Linked DNA regions of Homo sapiens: all the other regions are linked to region 3. Evidence: chromatin loops called from intact Hi-C (ENCODE). Cell type or tissue: heart right ventricle. All regions are shown on one strand.

Region 1 (5,000 bases), 60 kb after region 3:
AGCTCTGCCAAAATGTCAACATGTGTGACACTGGCCAAGTCATATCTCCTCTTGGGTTCTCATTCATTTATTTACTGATTCATTCAGCAGCTCTTTCCAGCATACCTACCATGTGCTAGGCATTGTTAGTACTAGATACATAACGGGTGATAAGATAGATTTCCTCGATGCTTCTGTAGAGTTTACAGATGGATTTTCAGTTTCCTCATCTGTAAAAGATGAGAATTAAAATATATGAATGTTTCTCATCCTTTACAAAACCCACACATCTTTTTATAAACATAAAAAGTTATGCCTTCCCTAATGTTATTTGAAATTTCTGAGTAAATAACCATGACTAAAAATAAATTAAAGCAATTATAATAGTGAGTAATTTTTGTTTGAATCACACAAGCCCTCATGCCTGTTCCTGAGGAGATTCTCCTGCGCTGGCCCTCTGAGCCCTGGGCATTCTTTCGGTTAAGAATCATGGGAATAGTATTCTTGCTCTAAAAACGGACCTACAGTTATATTTTTTAATTGCTTTGAAATGCTGGAGTTGTGTCTATTTAATTTGTATTCATTCTTTCACCAAGTTTTGGCTCTTGGGTTTGTATGGCAGATAAAACTTTACTCATTCCTTTTACTGAAAACCTCTTTCCCCCCCAGGGTATAGTCGTGAGTCACGAGCTCTCTCACCAACTGACATTTCCCCATCCTGTTTTTGGAGGGAACAACAAAGGACATGCCTGGTGCCTGACACAGCGGGCCCACAGGCTGCTCCTTTAGTGGCCTTGTGAGTTCGATGAGCTTTTGGCTCTAGGAAGTGCCTGGGCTGCTATTACTCTGTGAATCTCATGAGATTCACAGACCTCTTAGGAGCACCAGCCAGGTTGTAAAGATCTCTTGAGGACTGGGCTCTGGAAGGACTGGCCACTCCAACACCCTGCCTTGCCCTTAATTGTGCATTGCCTGGTGTTCTTTAATTGCCTCACAAATGCCCTTGAAAACTCTCAGGGATGGCCTCACTGTGCATGACAAAGGAATGCAACCTACTGTCTGGTTGTACTGAAGGAGCAGAGAGCAGGATTCTCATAATGATTGTTCAAAGAATTTATTTATGTGGAGTCCTAAAAGGAGTGATAGGTGTGAAAAAATGCAATTTAATTCAACAAACATTGATGCAAACGCTGTGCTTGGTGACAGCAATATAGAGATGAATAAGACCAGTGTCTAGTGACGTGCTGGCAAGTACAACTGGCTCTGTGGGGAGGCGGTACCCTGATTTGTACCTTTTGCTGATTTCCATTGAGTAAATACTCTTGCCATGTTTGATTTCAAGCTACCAACATGGTGTCAATTGGCTCACAGAAGCCCTGAAAATTTAATAATCAGCTCTTATGAGCCTGTACAAACTGAACTTGCATTCTGCTACCAATATCTACTTTTGAAGTTGTCAGTTTAGATTGGAAGATACATAAATTGCCATGCAGTCTGATAAAGACAGAAATAGAAGTATGTAGAAGGTAGAAAGGTATCACAAGGGACACTGGTTCAATTCTGCGGTGGGCATATCCACATGGTAGGCTGCAAACAAAGACAGGCAAGGCCTGTAGGTGGGTGGAGACAGAGACCTTCAGAGCATCCTCAGTGCCTTCAGGTCATGGGGAAATGCCTTGGCCTGCCTTAAGGTCCCGTGCAGTCTAGCCTCACCTTACCTGGCTGAACATTCTCCCACATTTACTGACACAAACCTTCTGCTCTAGTGAGTCCAGCCCAGTGTTTTCAGTCTTGAGAGCACATCCCTGCCTTGGCTGACACCCACCTCCTCCCACCACCGTTTAGAAAGTGCCTTCCCTCCACCTCCACTTCCCTGCTCTACTCATCCTTCTTTATGAATGCTTCCTACAACAGCTCCAAGCCACAGAAAGCACTGACAGAAAGGGAAAGATTGATCACGTGAATTCCATTAAAGTGAAGAATTTATGTTTATCAAAAGTCACTGTTAAGAAAGGAAAAGGCAAACAATGGAGTCAGAGGAACTGTTTGGAACACTTATGACCAATCGAGGATTTGTATTCAGGACATGTAAGGACCTCTCACAAATCAATAAGAAAAAGACAAGAAAAGGGAAAAGAGACCAGAACAGGAACTTCACAAGAATGGATATCCAAATGACATGAAAAGAAGCTTGCCTTCACTCCACCTTTACCTCAGTCACTAGGGAAATGTGATGCCACTACATACCCACTAAAGTGGCTGAAACCAAATAGACTTGTATTACCAAGCATTGTTGAAGACTTGAAAGAGTGGGAAATAATGTATACTGCTGGTAAGAATCAGACATGGTATAACCTATTTGAAAAACAGTTTGGCAATATTTATTAAAATGGAACATTTGCATACTCTATGACCCAGCATATAATCTGACCATACTCTATGACCCAGCATATGATATGACCTAGCTATAATCCAATGAAAATGTATATCCATATGTTTACCTAAAAGTATGTACTGGAATGTTGATACAGCATCATTAGTTATGGCTCCAAATTGGAAATACCCAGACATTCATCAATAGTAAAAAATAAATTATAGGCTATTTGTGAAGTGGAATCTTTTTAAACTATGAAAAAGCATGACATACTGCTCCATAGAACTACATGGATGAACCTCACAAACCTAATTTTGAGCGAAAGGGGCCAAACAAAAAAGAAAACAAATGGAGTTATTATATTTATATAAAGTTCAAAAACAGACAAAACTATATGAGGTTAGACATCAGTTTACCTGATACCTTTGGGGAAGAGCAAGAGGTTAGTGACTGGGAGGGCTGTGTTGGGGGCTTCTGAGTTGCTGAGGTTGTTATATTTCTGGCCCTGAGTGGTGATAACACAGGTATGTTCACTTTGTCATTGAGCTTTACGTGTGCAATTTGTGTACTTTTCTGTATATCTTACATTTTTATTAGCTAAAAAGCAAAGGAGCTTCTGCATGAAAGTATTAGAACTAGTGCTGGAAAGTGAGGGAGTGTTTCTGAACCGCCTTTGTGTTTTTCTTTTGACGTTTTCTATCTTTATGAGTTTATTCATCAAACAAAGACATTTTGAGAGTGACAATGTGCCGGGAACTATTTTAGGTACTGAGAGTGAAACAAAATAGAAACAACTGCTGCTTTCATGGAGCTTACATTCTCAAGGGGACAGCAAGGTCCTTGAACAGACAAATGTATAACAAGTCAGGGGATAAGAAATACTCTGAAGTGGTATTAGGGGATAAGAGGATAAAGAATAATGGAGCTGGGCTGAGGGTTTGGGCACTGACTAGGTGTTGTTTTATATGGGGTGGTCGAAGAGGACCTCTGACCAGGCAGCCTTGGAGCCAGAGCCTGGATGAAGTGAGTAAGGGAGGCTGACAGGTATGTGAAGAACATTCCAGGCAGAGAGGGCAGTAAGCGCAAAGGCCCTGCATTGGGATCCTTGGCCTCCGAAGCAGGAAACTCAGCATCATTCTTGGCTTCTCTCTCTCTTCTTCACCTTCATATTTGAATCAAATCATGATCCATTTGATTTCATAGCTAAATCTCTCATAGTTTGCAACCTCTGCCTCCCAGGCTCAAGCGCTTCTTCTGCCTCAGCCTCTCGAGTAGCTGGGATTACAGGAACATGCCAGCACACCCAGCTAATTTTTGTATTTTTAGTAGAGATGGGGTTTCACCATGTTGGCCAGGGTGGTCTCAAACTCCTGGTTTGTCTCCATCCCCTCCATTGTTGCCTATTTGGGTAATAGTTTCTTAACTCTGCCTTCCCGTTTCCATTTTTTTCTCTTCTGATTTTAAGTCACTGACTGGATATGCCACTCCTCTGCCTAAAAGCCCTCCAGTGGCTCTGCTTTGCTCTCAGAGTAAATGCCCTACAAGGTTTTGGTTTTCCTCACTGGTCTCATATCTTTCTGCTTTGCCGTACACTCCGTGCTTGAGCCACACCAAGGCGATTCCATGTTTCCCACATTCCCTCTGAGGAAAGGCCCTTTAGTCTCTGGGTCTTTCTTTATGAGGGTGCATCTACCTGTGGAGTTCTTTCCCCCACCTCCTCATTTTATGTTTTGCACATCCCTTAGATCTCAGCTTAGATGTTGTTTAGTCTGGGAAGCTGTTCCTGTCCCTTAAACCTTGGCCAAGTCCCTGTGTTCTCCTATCGTTGCCCCGTCATATCATTTTGTCATTGATTTTTCTTTTTTCCAGCCTCCCATGAAACTCTAAGACACATGTGGGAAGTAACTATGTTACTTATTCATAGTGCTTAGCAAAGTTTCTGATGTTTAGAAATTTCTCAATAAATATTAAAAAAAGAATGCATGTTGAGCTACATTTCTGTGATATGTCAAAAATCTAGAAGTATTTTTATTAGTAACTGATAGAAATATCTTTCAGTCAAAACATTATTCATCAACTCACAAAAAAGCAGACTAGCTTTGTGTTTGAGTTTTGTTTTTGTTTTTCCTGGTAATTTTGTGTTCCATAATTTCTCAGACACAGAAACATTATCTTTCAAATTTTAATACCACTTTATTTGACTCAATCACATGTAAAATTTTTGTTCAGAGAATTTTGAATGTATCCGTGAAAAATATTCAAATGTCGAAATCCAAATGTCTTGCTTTGGCTGTGGAGCAATATCATTACTGTGACTTAGTTCTAGAATTTAGACTTAATTGCTAAAAAAAAAATTTTGAATTCAACTTTATTAATTTTGTCAAGTTTTTGATGTGCTAGGTGGACATTCTTTCCAATTTATTACAGTCCCTTCATATAGACACAAAAGCTTTTAACACGATGGGAAAGCTGGTGAGACAAGTCAGAAAATAAAGCAGCTCTTTTTTCTTTTTTTGTTGAGACAGAGACTAGTTCTGTTGCCCAGGCTAGAGTGCAGTGGTGCGATCTTGGCTCACTGTAGCCTCCACCTCCCAGGTTCAAGCAATTCTTGTGTCTCAGGCACCGAAGTAGCTGGGATTACAGGCAG
Region 2 (5,000 bases), 110 kb after region 3:
TGGAGGGAGTCTGTATTTTACTCAATGTTATCTTTATTCCTTATTTACATCTATCTCTAAAGTTTACCTCTTTTTTTAAATAAATATTTTTAAATACCTATTTTCTCCCCAATATGCACTGAGAAATAAAAATGAATAAGATACAGTGGCTTTATTCCCCTCAAAATTTTGCCACCTGCAGGGGAGATAGGACTCACACGTGGTACATTACAAAGCAGTATGTATCTAATAGTATAAGAAAGATATTTAAAATGTGAGAAATCAGAGAAAGGAGGCATTCATTGTAATTGGCCCTATCCTCCCCTCAAAATGCTTGCTTTTGTTGAGTACAAGTTCATTACATTGGAAAAGGAGAATGCTAGCATAATAACTTTAACTAGTTTTTTCACTTTGGGTAAACTGCCTCCTTGCTGTACCTCAAACCACCTCCACAACAAGCATGCTTTTTCCTCAAGTTTACCTTTGCATTTGCTGTTCCCCTTGCATAAACCATCATCCCTGCAAGAGTCACCTGGTTGCTGTCTTCCTTCACTCAGGTCTCTGCTCCGAGTCACCTTATCTAAGAAGCCTACCTTGATTTCTTTATATAAAAGAATGCCTATTCCTTTTGCATACTTTTTCTTCACAGCACTTGCCATCTTCTCTCACATTATATATTTATTTGCTTTATTGGCTGTTTCCCCACATGAGAATGTAAACTCAGTGACAAAAGGCACTTTGTTTTGTTTACCACTGTATTCCCGCAAGGCCAATGAATTGCTTAACGAATTATTTAATAAATATAGGAATTAAAATAAACCATGGGTTTGGAAAGCAATAAGCAAATGGGGTTGGAGATAGGACTGGACTCTGAACACAGCGTTGGTTTCAGAAGAGAGAGAAGACACTAGAGAACAGCTCTCTGACTAAGCTACATGCCTCTGTGGCAGCCTGGAATCTTGGGACACACGGCTTGCACCAGGCCACTCTTTTGGTTAAAGCAAAGGTTAAAGTCTGGTGTATTGGGACAAACTTTGGATAGAGATACAGAATGTGATCTACGTCAATCCCTACTACTTAATAGCTGTGGGCCTTCTGCCAGTTTCCTCATACAGGATGAGTATCCCTTATCTAAAATGCTTGGGACCAGAAGTGTTTCAGATTTCAGAATTCTTGGACTTTGGAATATAATATAATATAATATAATATAACATAACATAATACAATACAATACAATATAATATAATATAATATAATATAATATAATATAGTATAATGTAATGTAATGTAATATAATATAATATAATATAATATAATATAATATAATATAATATAATATAATATAAATTTACCCAGGTGAGCATCCCAAATCCACAAATCCAAAATCCGAAATGCTCTAATGAGCATTTCCTTTGAACGTCATGCTGGTGTTCAAAAAGCATCAGATTTTGGATTTTAGATTTTTGGATTTGAGATACTCAACCTGTATATATTTTGAGAGTAATAGTGTGTACTCTGCCAACTACATAGGGTTATTGCAAGGGTAAAGCAAAGATAAGCCATGGGACAGCACTTTGCAAACTGTTAAGAATTCTATTATCAGGGTCAAGATGGCAATCAGGGACACTATGACATGGACTACAGTCAAAAGATCCAGGAATGCCTGCCTTGGACAGCTAGATCTTCTCCCCAGGAGGTGCCTGAGGGAGACATACACACAGGTGACAGTCACAAAGGGTAAGTGAAGTTCTACATTATTAGTAGCTGGGCTTGGGTCCTAAATGCCAATGTGAGCGTTCTGATAAACTGACCTGGGCATGTAGCCCAGGTTAAAGGCCTCCAGAAGCCTCTCTTTATTCATTAAGTCACTGGTGACAAGGACTAAAACACTTAGCACACTCAGCGACATGTAAGATCAGTGTTGAGGAGGGATTAGAGCAGGCCCCTGAGAGGGCCATTTTCTTTGTGTGATTTTCAAAAAGTACATTGATCTCATCCATTGGAAATTTTGGCCCCATTAGCATCCTGTGTTAGTGTTTCCTCATCCTTACTCTTCCCTTCAATTTCACTTCTCAGAAAGTGGAATTTGAGAATTTGTTGCTTCATCCCCAAACAGTTCAGATTTGCCCTTAAGATTCAAGCATAATGATTACCTGTGGCACACATTACCTCTACTGGAGAAATTATACTTTTGATAAGAATAGGCAAAGTGATATTACATTCATATGTTCATCTCTTGATTCAAAACTGACTTGGAAATCATAGTGGATGGTGTGTTAGGCTGTTCTTGCATTGTTATAAATACATACCCAAGACTGGTCAATTTATAAGAAAAGAGGCTTAATTAGCTCATAATTCTGCAGGCTGCACAAGCATGGCATTGGAATCTGTTTGGCTTCTGAGGAGGCCTCAGGGAGCTTATAATCATCGTGGACGGTGAAGTGGGAGCAGGCATGTCACATGGCGAAAGCAGGAGCCAGACAGAGAGAGTGGGGTGGCGGGGAAGGGACTGCACACTCTTAAATGACCAGATCCCCTGTGAACTTAGAGCGAGAGCTCACTTATCACCAAGGGCATGGCCCAAGCCATTCATGAGAGATCTTCCCCCATGATCCAAACACCCTACCTCCTCTCCCACCCACCAGCCCCCACCTCCAGCATTGGGGATTACTTTTCAGTATGAGATTTGGGTGGGCACAAATATCCAAACTATATCTGATGGTGTATTAATCCATTTTCATGCTGCTGATAAAGACATACCCAAGACTGGGAAGAAAAAGGGGTTTAATTGGATTTACAGTTCCACATAGCCGGGGAGGCCTCAGAATCATGGCACGAGGCGAAAGGCACTTCTTACATGGCAGCAGCAAGAGAAAATGAAGAAGAAGCAAAAGCAGAAACCCCTGATAAACCCATCAGATCTCGTGAGACTTATTCACTATTACAAGGATAGCACGGGAAAGACGGGCAGGCCCCCATAATTCAGTTACCTCCCCCTAGGTCCCTCCCACAACATGTGGGAACTCTGGGAGATACAATTCAAGTTGAGACTTGGTGGGGACACAGCCAAACCATATCAGATGGTGAACATAGAAGTGTTCCTGTGGGTATATGGCCATGTTTCTTGCCAAAACTTCCTGCATATGATTCTGGTTAATTGCAGTTTCTGGAAGTATCAGCTAATCCTTGGCCTAAAGCTATCTTTCCCTTTTTTAGGGTGAGATAAGACTCCAGGAGTTCTCCTTGGTATGATACAAGCAGAAGGGCCCTCTTGCCTTCAGTTCTTCATGGTTGTAGTGGATATCCTCCTTCTTCAAGCCCATGATGTTCCTTAGGGAAGGTAGTTCTGCTGTTTCTGTGCCAAGCCTGGGCATTATGCTCACGTGAAACCTTTTTCCCTTGATTTTTGCTACTTCTCCAGGGCACTTCCTGGGAATGGGGCTTGGTACCTATTAGGACTATAAATTTGCCTCTCTCTGACCCCTCCAAGCTGAGAGAAGTCTCGCCTTTCTCCCTGCCACCTCTACTCCACCCTGCAGTCCCTTTCTGAGGGCAGGCTTTCTAGGAAGTTCTTTGTCTTCATGTAGTTTCTTTTTTCTTCCCTGTAAACATAAATGTCCCCTAGGGTGAATGAACATAAAGGCCTGGCCACAGGCTTTGAAAAAGGAAGTGATAATACACAAAAATCTTCAAAATTATCTTTCTCCAGAGATTATTTCAAAAACAGTTTTATTGAAGTACAATAGACATACAATAGACTGCACACATTAAAAATGCACAAGTTGGCCAGTTTTGACTTACATATAAACCTGTGAAATCATCACCATAATCAAGATAATGACCACATCCATCACTACCAAAAGTTGCTTGTGTCCCTTTATGATTCCTCTGGCCGCTCCTCCTTCCCCCAGGAAACAACTGATCTCTTTCTGTCACTATAGATTAACTTGTTTTTGTTTTCTAAAGTTACATATAAATGGAAGCATACAGTATGTGCTTTTTTGGTCTGACTTTTTTTATTAAGCATAATTGTTTTGAAATTTATCCATGTTGTTGTAGCATGCATCAATAGTTCATTTTATTGCTGAATAGCAAGGCATGATCTAGGGTAGGACAAGTGAAGTGCCTAGGGTTAAAATGCAGTCAGTTCCTTATGATGATAATCATAATGATGATGACTGTAAAAACATTTAATGAGACCTGCTCTCTGAACAAGTTTTTAAGTGTAATATACCGTATCGTTAAGTATAGGCACAATGTTGTACAGTGGATCTCTAGAACGTATTAATCTTGTATAACCGAACTTTATATCCCTCGAATATGAATTCCTCATTTCCCTTTCCTCCCAATTCCTGGCAACCATCATTCTACTTTGTTTCTATGATTTAGGCCATTTTTGATATGTAACGTATGTGGAATCAGGCAATATTTACCCTTCTATGGCTGGGTTATTTCACTTAGAATTATTTCTACCGGGTTCAACCATTTAGTCAAAAATGTTAGGATTTCTTTCTTTCTTCTTTTTTGTTCTTTTCATTATTATTTTTTATTATCATTATACTTTAAGTTCTGGGGTACATGTGCATAATGTGCAGGTTTGTTACATAGGTATACACGTGCCATGGTGGTTTGCTGCACCCATCAAACCATCATCTACATTAGGTATTTCTCCTAATGCTGTCCCTCCCCTAGCCCCCCACCCAATTTCTTTCTTTTTTAAAGCTGAATAAGATTCCATTGTAGGTGTATCCCACATTTTCTGTATCTACTTATCTGCTGATAGTCATTTGTGTTGTTTCCATGTCTTGGCTTTTGTGAATGGTGCTGCAATGAACATGGAAGGGCAGATATCTCTTCAAGATGCTGATTTAGATCCTCTTGGGTATATACCAGAAGTGGGACTGCTGGAGCATATGGTAGTCCTATTTTTAATTTTTTGAGGAGCCTCCATACTGACTGCATCATTTTACATTCCCACTAACAGTTTATAAGGGTTCCAGTTTCTCTACATCCTTGCCAAC
Region 3 (5,000 bases):
ACTTTTATCCCTTGGTCCTTTCTGTGTTCAGTGAGTTCTTCCCCAGAAGTGTCCTGGTCTATATACAAATAGACTCTTGACTGCCTAGTCCGCCTCAGACAAACCCAGGTGTGTCTGGGTTTTGCAGTCTACATCACTGGCTCAGTCCTGGCTCAATTAAGACTACAACTTGAGTTCTAATTATACATACACAGAGAAAAAACAATCTCACCTATGGAGTAGAACCACCTTAAAATGAAAAAGGAAAACACATACCTATATGTACAGGCCCTGTCCTTTATCAGGCTCAGTCTGGTTTTATGAAGTTGTTACTGTTTTCCACATTTGACCTATAGTATCACCAAATCTGTGAAATCACAGATTGTATTTTTGGTACATTCTTTATAGTAATGCCAAAGAGGTGAACTACTACAGGCATGGACATTTGAGGAGGATTTCTAGTTGTCTCTGGCAAGCACCCAGTAAAGTGCCTGATAAGAGCCCAACACATATTTATTGAGTTGAGCTGCATGTCTGGCCTGAGTCACCCTCAGGCCTGACTTCAGATGCTGTAAGTTATTTGAAGAGTCTTCTTAATAAGTTGATCTCTGCAGTGTCTTTTCTCTTCATAAACTAACCCTAGTTCTAGTTTTTTCTCTAAGGTCTTGCTTGCTGCCTTTAATCATTTCCATGGCTGCCCTCTGAACCATTCCCATGTTCTCCGTGTCCTTTTCTGTAACAGCTGTGAGGCACAGATGTTAACGGCTGCTTTCTGACCCTCAGACTGGTGCTGAGCTTATGAGACTTTTAGGGACTTAACACTGACTCAACACTAGCTCTCAGTTTCATGGCCACCCTCATTGTGTGTGTGTGTGTGTGTGTGTGTGTGTGTGTGTGTGTGTGTGCGCTTTTCCATTCCCCTTATGAAACATCTCCTGCCCCTAACTTACTATGGGAACGTTCCTCCATGATCTCTTTCCATCCTCCCTTTCCTGTTTGCTCACTTCTTTTCTTGCTCATCTTGGAGACTGTGCAATCCCAGATTAACTACAAACAGAGAAGAGCTGGTGATAGCTCCAGAGCTCAGAGAAAGGAGGTCTCTTTACAAGAAGTCTGGCTCTCAAAGGTAAGCTCGGTCTTCTTGACCTGCCTTTTGCCATCTACCTCTCTCTTTGGATCTCCTGCCCCTGGGTCCCTGCTTGCCCTGCATTCTCCATACTCACGGAGAATCAGGACCTCCAGAACAGCCCAGCGTGGGCTTGGTCAGGAATGATCCAGGCTCTGAAGGGTTAAGGCTGGAGCCTGGATGGATGGAGAGGGTTATTAGTTATCGTTTGGAGAGTGGAGTGAAGGCTCCTCCCCTGTTGCCTACCCGCCCCTTTCACATGATCTCTGACTATAGCTGTGGAAGCGGGGAGAAGATAAAGGAGGGAAAAAAAAGTTCACAAAATAATTTAGAAAGTCCTTATAAATGCTTGTGTTTTCATTTAGCAGCATGAATCCAGGACAGCAACAGACCCTCAGAGGCAGCAGCCAACTGGGAATTGAGTGGAAAAAAATAGGAATCCTGGATTCTGGCAGTTTCCAGTTGTTTTCTTGGTGGGGGGAGCCGTGGTGGGAAGGGATTAAATCAAATCTTTCGGGGGAGAGCTCAGCTCTAGGCTTTCATGGTCAAAATACTAAAGGTCAGCTCCGCGTGTGTGCCCCAACTGTCCTGGAAGCTTCAATTGGAAAACTCCAAACTTTAAGTTTTGCTTATAGCTTCAGCTCAAGTAAGAAAAATGAGGTGTGGGGTAGGCGGCGGGGGGGTGGGGATCACAGGAAGGGGATCAAGTCTTAGATGGAGGGGAAGGAAGTGGAGATGGATATGGGTGGGAATAAGGCAGAAGGGAGCGGTGTCTTTAAGTCTGTCCTATGGTTATACATATTTTTTCTTCTATGAATGGGTTTTGCTGTAAATTATAGCTTTGCCCATAGTCCCTTGGGTCAAAAGAAATAGTCTCCAAACAGAAAACAGCTCTGATTGGTGACTTTCCTTCTTCCCTCCCCAACCCCCTTCCTAATTGAAACCAAATGTGCAATATATTGGATGCTGGGATCCCTGGCGCTTTCCCAGGAATCCTCAGAATGTGAGGTTTCTCTCAAAGGCATCTTGCATCAGCCTGTGGATGTATGCCTACCACCGGGCTCCTTCACCAGCAAAGTGGAAAAAGAAGCGTTTCACAACAAATTCTTCTTTTTGGGTTGGGGAAACGCAGTGGATTATAGCTCTGTTTTCTTCTTTCCAAAACTGTGCACCCCTGGATGAAAGTAAGTTATGTGGGTCTTTTTTCTTTATTATTTTTTCTTTTTTGAAAATGAAAGCTCCGCATATACTTCTTTTGGTGTTTCAGGAAAAGTTTTAAAAAGGAAACAGAAGGGCGTTTTAAGTCAGACAAGGAAGGGAACGTAATGAGGCACCACAGACTCGAGAAATCAGATCCCATGTTTTTGGGGGTCTGGATTTATGCTATGAAGGGAAGAATAAAGAGCAGTAATAACCAAAGAAGCCTGAAGCAAAATAAATGAATCTATAGCAGCTGCAAGATACAATAAACAGTGTTAGCAGAGTTGAAATTGTTGGCAGGCAAGACAGGCCGATTGCAGAGTTAGTTTCAGGATGAAGAAGGCAGAGCAGGAGAGCTAAGTTTTTAGACATTTAGTAGTGGTGTTAGAAGGTCCTGAGTTTTGGAGATAGTGTAGACCAAGCACTTTTTGTTTTTCAGGGGAGTTGCTGATTTACTTGTGAGAAGGGTAACTTTGGATGAGGGGTGGCTTCCCCCTGAGATTTGGGGTGGCTAGGGGGAGGCTGGGTGCATGGAAGATTTTTCAGTTGTGACAGTGAAATACAGCTTCCCAGACTCATCTCCTCGCTGGCTCTGGGTGCCTTTCCCTTTGTTATGGAATGACTGGGGCTGTTTTCATTTGGGACCTCTGAGTCCTGGCCTAGGTTCAAGAGTCCCATCCAAAGGGAAAGAGAACTGTTCCCAGTGGCTGAAACTCTCAGACCAGCCATTTGAGGCAAGAGTTCGTACTGTTCAAGCCAGTAGGGGGTTCAGCACCATTTTGCCGATCATTGGCTTCCTACAACACAGAGTTAAGAGTCCTGAAAAGGGCCTTAGGCCTCTCATCTAACCCCTTCGCTCCACAGATGTAAAAAATGATAGGAAGGGGACCGACCTGTTCAAGTCCCACAGCACATCTGTAGTGGAGCTGAAAATGAAATTGAGATTCTCTCTACTGCTAGTCCAGTGTTCTTTCCACTCCATACCTCTGCTTTCATTTCCTTTTTAAGGCTTATTCTGGCTGAGACAATAGAGGCAGTATGATGAGCAAGTCACCACAAGGACGTTAATTATCAGTAATAGAGAGGACGCCAATGGCGGCTCATCAGCTAATGATGTCTATGGTTATATTTGTGTGTGTGTGTAAAATAAAAAGAAGCTAAATTCTGAGTATTTTCTATGCAGCAGGCTCAAAATAATACATAATTCATGCTCAGAGCTCTTCATACATAATTTGATTGACTCTCACAGCTATGTAAGGCATTATTTCTATCGTACATGTAAGGACATTAACGCTTAGAGAAGCGAAATGAGTTGCTCAAGGAAAGGTAGCTAATACATTTGAAACTCATGTATATCTGACTCTAAAACCTATGCTTGGAATCACTATTCAATGATACTCCCCTCATCTCCCTTGCATTTGGTTACTTTTGGGGTCAAATTCCATATTTCACTGGCTGATCAGGAGGTGAAGGTGTCAGGCTATGGGAGCAGTATGGATTCTCTCTCAGAGGCCACTTCTGCACTTGGCTGAACATTTGTCTGGATATCAGATGTGGGGTTGATTTCTGGGTCTTTGGTATATACTTACCTTTGTTATGCAAAGAGCCTGGGACTTAGAGTCAGAAGATTCAGGATAAGTTCTGGCTCTACCTTTTACTACTTAGCAAAGTTGCTTTGCCTTTCTGCACCTTGACTTCTGTATTTATTATATGGGAACAATTGCAGTACCTTTCAGTGTGATTGCTGCAAGAGGTATTGGACATGCATGCATGCTGAAGGCTATCAAGGGCTTACCCATATCAGCTCTTTCGATTAGGATCGGTAAACACAGAACGTCATATGAGGCAGCCCCTGTGGTGCTGGGTCTGGCAGTTGGTGCTGATGCTGGCAGGAGGGCAGATGGATTTGGATGTGTGTGAAACTCTGAAATGGGTGGCCTCAGTCTTAGTGCCCATCTCCTTTGAATGGAAGCAGGCCTTCCTCCCTCCCGGGGGAATATTCCTGAGGGCTCTGTCTTAAATTCTGTCTCTTAAATTCTCCTCCACTGGCCTGGTTTGATATGATTCCTTGCCCAAAGCAGTGCAGGCTGAAGGACACTGTGCTTGGTGAAGCATCCCCTGTCTCTGAAAAGGAAGTGTTTAGTCAGGACCAGTCCCCTGATTGCTCCTCAGACAAGACTGACATTTGAGGAGCTTCGTATCTAGCTGAGGGCAGATCCTTGACCCAGGACCTTCTTGTCACTGGCAGGCACATCTCCCTTCATCCTTTCCCTGGCATTCCCTATTCTGTGCCTGCAGTCAGAAGGGAGGCTGCTGCTCCTGGGGTGGGGGTGGAGAGCCAGCCTGCAGTGGGGAGGCCTCAGCCTCTGTTTCTGGGTAAGATCCATTTGCTTTAGAAACCTTAAATGTAAGGGAAGTGGGTAAGGTGTTTCCGGAATGCCTTTCACTTAGATTCCTCAACAGAGTCTCCATGTCCAAGCACAGGACCTTATCACCTGCTTATTCTCCCCTAGCCACTCTGTGAACTCGCACTTTTCTTTCCTTCTTGTATAATTGCTCCCCAGTCTTGAAGTCATCTGAATTCTCTATCACACACAGTGAATTTACTTCAAACCTTTCCATGTATTTGCATTTTTAATAGACACATGAAAAAATTGGAGCGGCCACCCCCCATACATTCATGTCACACCATTTT
Region 4 (5,000 bases), 50 kb after region 3:
AGGTTATCTTCCAAAGTTTCTATGGTTTTAGGTTTTACATTTAAGTCTTTAATCCATCTTGAGTTGATTTTCGTATGTGGTATATAAGATAGGGGTCCAGTTTCAATCTTCTGCATATGGCTAGCCAGCTATCTCAATATCATTTATTGAATGGAGAGTCCTTTTCCTAGTGCTTGGTTTTGTTGATTTTGTTGAAGATCAGATGGTTGTAAGTATGCAGCATTATTTCTGGGCTCTCTATTCAATTACATTGGTCTATATGTCTGTTTCTGTATCAGCACCATGCTGTTTTGGTTACTACAGCCCTGCAGTATACTTTGAAGTTAAGTCGAGTAACATGATACCTCCTGGTTTGTTCAGCTCATTTCTTTCTTGTTGAAGACTTCAGTTCAATGGCCTTAGTCATCTTTGGAATGGCATTTAGGATTCAGTTCAATGACCTTAGTCATCTTTAGAATGGCATTTAGGAAAATGGACTCCTTTACCAAAAAGGTGAAAAAGAAAATAATATAACCCAACCTTAAAGACTATTTTTTTAAGGGGAGAGGGAGAGGACTTTATTCATAATCCTATCAGCTGAACACATTCCAGTCTTCTTCTATAAAAACACAATTTTTTATAAAGTTGAAATTATGGAGCTAAGACATTTCTAAGAAGACTTAATTTCAGTTAGGGACTTGCTGATTATCTTTGGGTAAGTCAGTCTGGCTTCTTTTCTGGGAGGAGTGTTGTGTCCATAGAGACGTGAACATCGACGTCTGCTTGTTTTTGTGAGGAAGCATGGTAGAATGAAGAGAACGCTGTCTGGAGCCAAAAGATCCAGATTGAAACCAGACTTTAAGCCTGGGCTCTGCTTCCCCTTTTGCTGGATGACCTTGAGACAGTGTCTTAACCTTCCTGGATCTGTTTTTTAGCTTTTATAAAATAGATCACTGGCATATCAGCTTGTTAACGTGCACTGTACTCAGCCTTGACACACGGGAGAAAGGTTTTCAGGGACAGGGTGAAGATTTCATCTATATGACCTTTGACTGCAGTTTGGTTGGTTGGGTTACACAATCTACAATTGTAGATTGATTGAGAGTCTTTTGAAATATGTTTTTCTTTATGCTAGTTACCCAGGTCCTCTCCTCTCTGGTGACAGTGGTAATTTACCAGGGCATTGTGTCCTCTTTTCATTAATTAGGCCACTCAGGCCTACCCGAATCCCAAGAGACCATTTATGGATGATGAAGGTGGTAAGATAGGGTTGTAGTATGTTGGACCTGCTGTCACAAACTACCATATGCAGGGTGACTTATAATTAAGAGAAATTTATTTTTCACAATTCTGGAGGCTGGGAAATCCTAGATCAAAGTGCCAGCAGATTTGGTGTCTGGTTAGGCCTGCTTGCTGGTTCAGAGATAACTGTTTTCTTGCTGTGTTGTCACATGGCAGAAGGGGGAAGAGAACTCTCTGGGGTCCTTAGTATAAGGGTACTAGTCTTATCCACAAGAGCTCTGTCCTCATGATCTAATCACCCCACAAAGGCTTCAACTCCAAATGCCATGACTTTGGGGGTCAGATTTAAACATAGGAATTTTAAGGGGACACAAACATTCAGTTTATAGCAGAGAGTGTATGTTCACAGCACAGGAAGGTTCACAGCAGAAGGGAGCCATTAATTGTGTATAGACTTTCATGTCTCTGCTCTGATTCATTGTATAATCTGCTTCATTCAAAGGAAGAAGGTAAATTTTGGGTCCCTCTTGGAACATTTAGGTGACTCCCACCAAATACAGGATAGCTTTGAGTTATAACCTCATGAAGTCCCTGGTCATGTCTGTGTGTTTGCTTTGGACCAGACCCAAGGGCCTGTCCTGTGTCCTGCCCGGGCTCCTCCCACCTCTTTCCTGGAGAAACCCACAGTGAGAGTGGAGGGTGGGGGTCCATGTTTATCTTGGTGGGCCTCACTGGAGCTGGACACTGCTGCTCTGTTTGCCCAGGCTTAAGTATGCATCTCCTTTTTTAACTGGCCAGGGACTTTCCCCCAGTCACTTGGCCTGCCATTGATTTGGGACTTTTCTGCCTAAAACTTCTAGGATGATAAGGAGAGCACTATTACCCACTGCCTGCCCAAACCTAGTAGCAACAGCAGCTAGTCATGACCAGCATTCATGGCTGCAAGTACTGTCAGGCCAGGGGCCTGACCAGTGAACTGGAACTTTACTTCTCTCCCAAGTGGGATTAGAGTTCACTGAGTAGGTGGCCCTATTAAAATATGTATAGCCTGTGCTAAAGTTAATTCTAGGGGTGAGAATGAGGCAGCTCTGCTTGCTGGCTAGCCCAGGCTGGCAAAGAATAATGGGTGCAAGCAAGAATACCAGAGCCAGATTGGGTTCAAATTCCAATTCTATTGCTTCCTAGGTATACTGACTTAGGCAAGTACTTCTATTTCTCTGTGTCTCAGTTTCTTCACTTGTGAAATTTTCATATTTTAAGGATTTTGAAGATATCATTTTGAGGCTTAAAACAATGTATTTACTTATGTTTAACACATGTAATTACTGATGTTTAACTTTTTTGGACTTATAAAAATGACAATGTTTAGCAGAGTGCTTTAAAAACATGACCCAACTATGTGCTTTCTATAAGAAGCCCCTTTGAATATAATGATATAGCCATGTTCAAAGAAAAAGGATGAAGAAAGCTATATTATATAAACATTAATTGAATGAAAGCAGGAGTAGCTATATTAATACATGTGAAAATCCTCTACAAGATATTAGCAAATTGAATACAACCATGTACAAAAAGAATTACACATCATATCAAATTAGATTTATTCTAAGTATGCAAGACTGGTTCAATATTTTAAAATCATGTGATTATATTAATTGATGCAGAAAATTATTTGACAAAATTCAATATTCATTCATGACTTAAAAAAAACTCTCGGCAAGTTAGGAATAGAATAATTACCTCAATTAAAAAGTTTACAGCTAACATCATACTTTGTGAAGAAGGACTTAATGTTTTCTCCCTAAGACAGGGATCAAGGCAAGAATATCTGCTCCTGCCACTCCTATTCAACATAGCACTGGAAATTCTAGCCATTATAGAAAAGAAATTAAAGGCATACAGATTGGAAAGGAGGAAATAAAACTATATTTGAAGATGACATGATTGCCTACAGAAAAAAATACCAACACATTTACAAAAAACTCTCCTAGAACTAATAAATTCTCCTAGAACTAATAAGAGACCACAGGATACAGGCTCAACAAGCTCACCGGATACAAAAATCAATTGTACGTCTACATACCTATAATGAACATGCTGACACCAGAATAAGAAATATAGTGCTAATTTTAATCACTCAAAAATAATAAGTGTAAGTACATTTAAATATATTATATTTGTAATGTATATTATGTAAGTTTAAATATAATAAAACATACATAGGACTTGTATGTTGAAGGCTACAAAGACTGATGAAAGAAATAAAAAGATCTAAATAAACAGAGAGACATACTATGTTCATGGAAGTACTTGACATAGTAAAGACACAATATACTAAAGATGGCAATTCTCCCCAAATCAATATATACATTTAATATAATTCCTACCCAAATCTCAGCAACGTTGTTTTTTTTAAAATAGATAGAAAGAGGATTATTCTAAAATTTTGACTAAAGGCTGAGGAACCATAATAGCTAGAACAATTTTTAAAACAAACTAAGTGGGAGGAATCAGTCTACCCTATTTGAAGACTTATTATATAGCTGTAGTAATCAAGGCTGTGTGGTATTGACAGAAGTACAGACATAGATCAAAGGAATGCAATAAAGAATTCAGAAATAGACCCACACAAATACACCTCTGTGTTGCCTTATTTTTCAGAAAAGCTCTAGACTCAGAGTCAGGAAGCCCAGGTTTAGGTCCTTGGCCTTGCACAAGTGAGTTCTTCCAGTTATAAAACTTTGATTTTCTGGGTCTAAATCACTTAAACTTTTCTATCTCAGTTTTCTTTTCTGTTTAAGGGAACATCCTTCCTTCTTCCTTCCAAGCCTCTATTTGACAAGGATGATAAAATATCTTTCTTTTTTAAGCATAAGGAATTCTACAAACCAAAAGAATTATTACATTGGTTGATGTGAATAACACATCTCAACACCATGAGGCCCTGACTCCGCAAACCTGAAGTCAAATGCCAAGAACTTTCATGAAATTTATTAATTTATTTTTTCTTCCCAACTAACACCACTAATTCTTTATTTGGACTCCTTAAGGAGCATGAAGAATGGGACTCATTCTTGCAGAACTGTTTTTAGAGTTTGCTACTGCTCAAAGCTCAGAGTTTGGCCATGTGAACTTCTGAGAAGTCTGTGAATAAGAGATTTTACAGCAATTTAACAGTGGTTCAAAGATAGATGCTCTGTCTCCCAGTAGAATACTTGTGCTTGTGTGGGCAGAAAATTCTTAAAATGATTCAAACCAACCACCCAAAGAGGATTATATGTAAATTCATATTGTGTGGGTCCTGGGAGCTTTGAAAACCACATACACAGAGCACAGAAACACACAAACACACCCACCAACACACACACACACACACACACACACACACACACACACACACATACATGAATAGCACCCTTAGCACCATTGCTACCTTATGTGATTCCTACCATGAAAATCTGCACTTTAAAAAGCAGGAAAATTTGAAATCTACAGATGTGGATAACACTCAAACTTGAATTGGGACACAAGAACTTTTCCCTCTCGGGCTAGTGAGATAGTACGGCCTAGTGGCTACAAGGGTGAATTCTGGAGATAAATTTTCTGGGTTTAAATCACAATTTTACCTTTCATTAACTGTGATTTGGGGCATGTTTTTTAACTATTGGGTGCCTTGGTTTGCTCTTCAGTATGATTGGAATAATTATATACAAAATATACAATATCTATCTCACAGTATTGCTGTGAGGATTTGAAGAAATCATTTATACTAAGCTTTT
Region 5 (5,000 bases), 120 kb after region 3:
AAACTGTGGCAAGAACCCAAAATGTTTATAAGGACAGCCTGCTCTCTCCCCTCAGTACAGGGCAGCTGCTTGCCTGTGAACCAGTAAACAGCTCTGTGGTTTCATGGTTGCTCCCTCTCTCCCCAACCCTCACCTCTCAAGGCTGGACTCAGAAGAAGGGGATGGAGCCTGGTGCCCTGAGATTCCAGTGGAACCTGATGACCTGAAGGAGTTTCTGCAGATTGACTTGCACACCCTCCATTTTATCACTCTGGTGGGGACCCAGGGGCGCCATGCAGGAGGTCATGGCATCGAGTTTGCCCCCATGTACAAGATCAATTACAGTCGGGATGGCACTCGCTGGATCTCTTGGCGGAACCGTCATGGGAAACAGGTAGGAAGAAGAGACATCCAGATCCTGGATGTCCAAGACCATATTTTGACTTAGGCTAGGAGAAGAAGGGTACAGGTTTTCTGTGTGGATATGTGTGTCCACAGACCAGGCATGCCCTTGTAAATGTGTGACCCAGGGTGAGGGAGGCAGGGAAGGAATATCAAGGCTGTGGGGAAAGCAGAGTAGATGCATTCTGCTCCTCGAATTAAGAAGAGAGAGTCCATCAAAAACGTGGTGGGGTGAAGAAAAGTGAGCATGATTTAATACCACCTCTTCACTCATTCTCTTCTCTCTCCTCAGGTGCTGGATGGAAATAGTAACCCCTATGACATTTTCCTAAAGGACTTGGAGCCGCCCATTGTAGCCAGATTTGTCCGGTTCATTCCAGTCACCGACCACTCCATGAATGTGTGTATGAGAGTGGAGCTTTACGGCTGTGTCTGGCTAGGTAGGTCACTAGCCCAGGAAGCCTATAGACTTTATTAAAAACTCCAACTTCTGGGAAATGAAGGCAATCAAATCAGAAAGGGATGGGATCAGTTACTCCTGGAATGGTGATGCCCTCTTGGGAAGAATAGAGACAGAAGCATTGCTCATTAACCCAGGGCTTAGGGCCCCACACTGAGTCATGCATTCAGAGTCATTACGTTGACTGCCATGGAGGGGCACTCCTCCAAAGTCTTCCCTCGGTGTCCAGATGGAGTCCTGCTGGACACGCTGTGCAAGCTTATACCCTTGAAACTCACATAGTTCCCTGAGGTAATGGGCCTGAGCAGTAGGCACTCACTTGGCTGTGTTTCCTTTGCAGATGGCTTGGTGTCTTACAATGCTCCAGCTGGGCAGCAGTTTGTACTCCCTGGAGGTTCCATCATTTATCTGAATGATTCTGTCTATGATGGAGCTGTTGGATACAGGTAAATCCTGGGAAACTTTATTAGAATGGGAAATTGGCCACTAAGAAAGAATAATATTTTATCATGTCTTGGGATCAATAATCAATCAACCAATCAGTATTTATTTAGTTCTTGTACAAGGCATTTGGAAATAATTTAGATGAAGGAATACACATGACCTTTATTTCCAGGGAACTTAAAGCCCGGTTTGGGAAGACAAGTTAATTACCCAGAAAACAATCAATTACACAAAGTAATGGCTAAAGTTTGTGATATGGCTCTAAGTATAATAGCCATATTTTTGACCCTCAAAACAGGACATGTAGTCTGACACAAATATTGACCTACTTATGGAAACAAAGGGCCAGAGAATTGAAGTAATAAGTATAATACTCTGGGCAAGTCAAGAAGTCAGAAAGAATAGACCTTATACATATAAATGCTTTGAAATTTGTAAAAAGGGGACTAGTAAGACTTACAATAGACAAGGAAAGTTCTAGGTTAAGATGAGAATTGTAGCAGAGGAAGGTAGGTAGAAGGTAGCAGAAGAAAGGAAGCAGGGCTGAAGGCAAGACTGACCTGGCTATAGTAGAAGCTGGAGTTGAGAAGAACAGAATGGAACAATGGATAAGCCTGAAGTGGATCAAAGGAGTGCCATGGCAAAGAAGTGTGACCAGATATAGTAGGAACTTAGGGTTGGGTACAGGATGCTCCCACCTATACTGTTTCACTTCAAGCCTTTAAGCCTTGCCATTCTTCTAGCCCACACTAACACTTTTCTCTCTAAGCTTGGTCTGCATCTGCAAAGTGAGCCTGGGAGAGAATTCAGTCCATCGTGAAGACCAGACCAGATGATGGAGGTTGACAGGGCTCGAGAGAAGGAGATACTAGTGAGTCTCAGGAAGGGAGTGTGGAATTACAGCCTTCTACTGGCTTAGGTGTGGAGAATGAACTATTGCCCTCTAGCTGCCATCCCCTGGGTGAAGACCTGATTCATCCACTCTTCTACTCCTAGTCACTTCCTTTCCATCTTCTTAATCACTGTTCTTTCCTTTTTGCTTAAACGGTCTTGGCATAATTTCGCTCAGTCACACCCCAACAGGCATGTATTCAAGGCACAGAGGAAATCAGAGATCAACCGAATTCAGTTTAATTTAATAAGCCTTTGTTAATCAACTGTTACTATATACAAGGAATTTGGCCAGGCATGTTAGGTATTCAAAGGTAATGGAGTCATTGATCCTACCTTTAAAGTGCTCACAATTTGGAGTAGGGGCTAAAACAGAATATAAGTTACTATGATTCAAGTATATGAGCAAGAGATAGCCTATGACTGCTCTGGGGTTCAAAGGAAAAAGTAAACTATAGTAGGAAAGCACAAAAATGGGGATGAAAACATCTGGATTTCATATAATAAAAGTTACTTCTGTTTGCTACAAGGCTTAAGGGATTAAAATGTGTGTGAAAAGCATTTCGTAAGATAAATTGCTATGCACATATAAGTTGTTATCTGATTATCATTTTTCTGACTGAAGGACCAGTAAAGATATGGTAGAACAGATGAAATCTGAACTGGGTCCCAAAGAATGGGTAGTACTTTCACAGGTGCAGAATCTTGAAATGGAATTTTAGGCAGAGGGAATAATAGCATGAGGAAAAAAGAATCATGGTTATAAAGTTTAGGGGACTGTCTGGGAGAAATCAACAGTTTATTTAACCACGGGCCATATTTATGTGGCAAAGTAGTGCAGGAGAAGCAAAACAAAGCAGATTATGCCATATTTTGAAGGAACCTGAAGTCAAAGCCAAAAGGAGCAAGAAGTGGAGGAGGAGGAAGAGGAGAAATTGCTGTTCTTATTCTTCATAAACATTATCATTAATGTAATGAGTCATTGAAGATTTTTAAAGCTGAGGAAGGACATGATTGGAGCTGTGCTTTAGACAGATTAATCAAGCAGCATGCAAAGGTTAGATTGGAATGGAATGAGGAGGCTATGAGGAACATTTTAAAACTCTTAGTTCTGCCAAGTAAAAAGAATTAATGACCAAGGCCATAACCGTGACTGTGGGGAATGAGGAAAAGATATTCATTTAGGATGTTTGAAATCTGATTGGATGTATGAGGCAAAACAGTAGGGTGAGAAAAAGGGTCAGATGAAGTTTGACAGTCTAAGTGACTGAAACAATGGGGATGACATTTATTTATTCGACAAATATATTTTGAGTGCTTACCTTGCGCCAAGCATTTTCCATTACTATGAAGAGAAGTATAATTTATGGAAAAGGGAAACCAAGGAGAAAGACTTAGTTCAGTAGGGGATGATGATGGATTTAGTTTGGAGTGTAGGTCTGTGAGACTGAGAAGACATTCAGTAGAGAAATAAGGAAGGTAGCCGGAATTATGGCTCTTAACTCCAGGGGAAAGATAAAAAAAATTACAAAAATGTAGACATCATTGGCTTTCATTTAATAATTGAAGTAATGAAATATCTGGTGGAGGTGGCTGAGTGAAGAGATCCTCTCAGCCACTGAGAGATGACATCAGAGTCTCAGGAAATAGTCATATTAGCAAAAGTTACTTTTTAAATTTAAAACAATTTCAAGAATAATATATGCTTACTGGTGATTTTAATAACTCTAAAGTATATAAATATTGAACATTTATTTTCTTATCCCTTCTTCACTTGATTTAATTTTGACCAAGGGGGAACTGAACAGGCATTCCTTTTAATTTCTGTTGCTTTTCATAAAACTTTCCTGGGATTTATTTTTCTGAGGATAATGGGAAATATATTTATTGCAAGTAAACTTACGTTCTCCTAGCTTTCTGATCTGTAGAGAGAAGAAAAAGATGGCAAAACCTTGGAAGGGAGATCCAGGCTCTGGTCACTGTGGATAAGGCCAGTCAAATTTTATAATTTACCAAACATTTTCAATGATTAAATATATTTTAAAAGGCTGGCATAATCACCCTTAGTATTTTTTTATTTTTTGCGATTCACAAATTTTACATATTATTGATCTAGCTCTAAACCTCAAGGGTCACACCAATTATTGCTTGAGGGTGAGTATCCCAATCTCGTCATTTGGGAAATTTGTGTCATATCTGCCAGAGCTTGAGATGCAGAGCTTGAGGAAAGAGAAGTTCCACATGATGGTTTTTGCTCTGTCCCTCCATAAAAAGAAGGAAGGAGCCTCTTCGTGTTCTCTAAGTAGTCAAATAAGCATACATGCAGTTATATTCCATCCAGCAGTCAGGCTTCTGGAAAACTCAGCCTTTAAAACAGAGCCTCTTACTCAGAAGTCAAAAAAGCCTGCTAAGCTAGAACACAAAACTAAATCCAATACCTGGGATTCTCATGAAATCCTTGCATCTTACTTCCTGGGTCTAGTATCCTACAAATTTAATTAGAATTAAATAGAAATTATTATTTAAATTTAGAGCTTGTATTTTCCCCCTTAGTTTAATATCAAACTGGGTTGTTGGATATGTGGAATAGAAGAGAGTGTGACTGGATTCTCTGAAATTGATTCACTGAACAATGACAATATGTAGTTAAAGGAGAGTCAGCACCAAGCTCTGGAAACATTTATATGATAGTGGGGCAAGTGCTACTATGTATGGTAGCATTCATTCTATGCATTTATCCATTTCCTCATTTACTCTATGAATTAGTTCATCAAATGCATTTGATAATATTAAGTCATTATGTGAAGACATATTCAGTATATAA

What was found. A loop is a pair of places that touch in the nucleus more often than their neighbours do. Peaks named below come from ENCODE experiments on the same cell type or tissue, not always from the same donor. Only the 100,000 strongest peaks of a DNase experiment are listed, where the experiment ranks them.
Region 1: it touches region 3 in a loop (2.5-fold over the local background); 22 of 110 quality-filtered maps call a loop at or near these places.
Region 2: it touches region 3 in a loop (2.6-fold over the local background); 10 of 110 quality-filtered maps call a loop at or near these places.
Region 4: a loop joins it to region 3, with 2.6 times the contacts of the local background. A loop is called at or near these places in 31 of 110 quality-filtered maps.
Region 5: a loop joins it to region 3, with 2.1 times the contacts of the local background. A loop is called at or near these places in 3 of 110 quality-filtered maps.

Annotation. Positions count from the first base shown.
Region 1 is chr1:162,690,379-162,695,378 of GRCh38, forward strand. The region is part of intron 2 of DDR2 (discoidin domain receptor tyrosine kinase 2); the gene reads left to right. Among named protein-coding and RNA genes, the nearest start is that of DDR2, 60 kb to the left of the region's middle. In heart right ventricle, no CTCF peak of the experiment used is centred here; no DNase peak of the experiment used is centred here; H3K27ac peaks cover 3,332 bases.
Region 2 is chr1:162,739,997-162,744,996 of GRCh38, forward strand. The region is part of intron 3 of DDR2 (discoidin domain receptor tyrosine kinase 2); the gene reads left to right. Among named protein-coding and RNA genes, the nearest start is that of HSD17B7, 48 kb to the right of the region's middle. In heart right ventricle, no CTCF peak of the experiment used is centred here; no DNase peak of the experiment used is centred here.
Region 3 is chr1:162,630,343-162,635,342 of GRCh38, forward strand. It overlaps DDR2 (discoidin domain receptor tyrosine kinase 2), which reads left to right and starts at 2,122. Exons shown (of 18, transcript NM_006182.4): 1 at 2,122-2,289. RefSeq lists enhancers at 400-579, 870-969. In heart right ventricle, a CTCF peak has its summit at 3,049 (motif pointing right); DNase peaks (open chromatin) are centred at 1,299, 1,749, 2,099, 2,961 and 2 weaker places; H3K4me3 peaks cover 4,022 bases; H3K27ac peaks cover 4,422 bases.
Region 4 is chr1:162,680,234-162,685,233 of GRCh38, forward strand. All of the region lies in intron 2 of DDR2 (discoidin domain receptor tyrosine kinase 2), which reads left to right. Among named protein-coding and RNA genes, the nearest start is that of DDR2, 50 kb to the left of the region's middle. In heart right ventricle, no CTCF peak of the experiment used is centred here; no DNase peak of the experiment used is centred here; H3K27ac peaks cover 2,195 bases.
Region 5 is chr1:162,754,483-162,759,482 of GRCh38, forward strand. DDR2 (discoidin domain receptor tyrosine kinase 2) reads left to right here. Exons shown (of 18, transcript NM_006182.4): 5 at 142-373; 6 at 674-821; 7 at 1,182-1,287. Among named protein-coding and RNA genes, the nearest start is that of HSD17B7, 34 kb to the right of the region's middle. In heart right ventricle, a CTCF peak has its summit at 2,235; no DNase peak of the experiment used is centred here.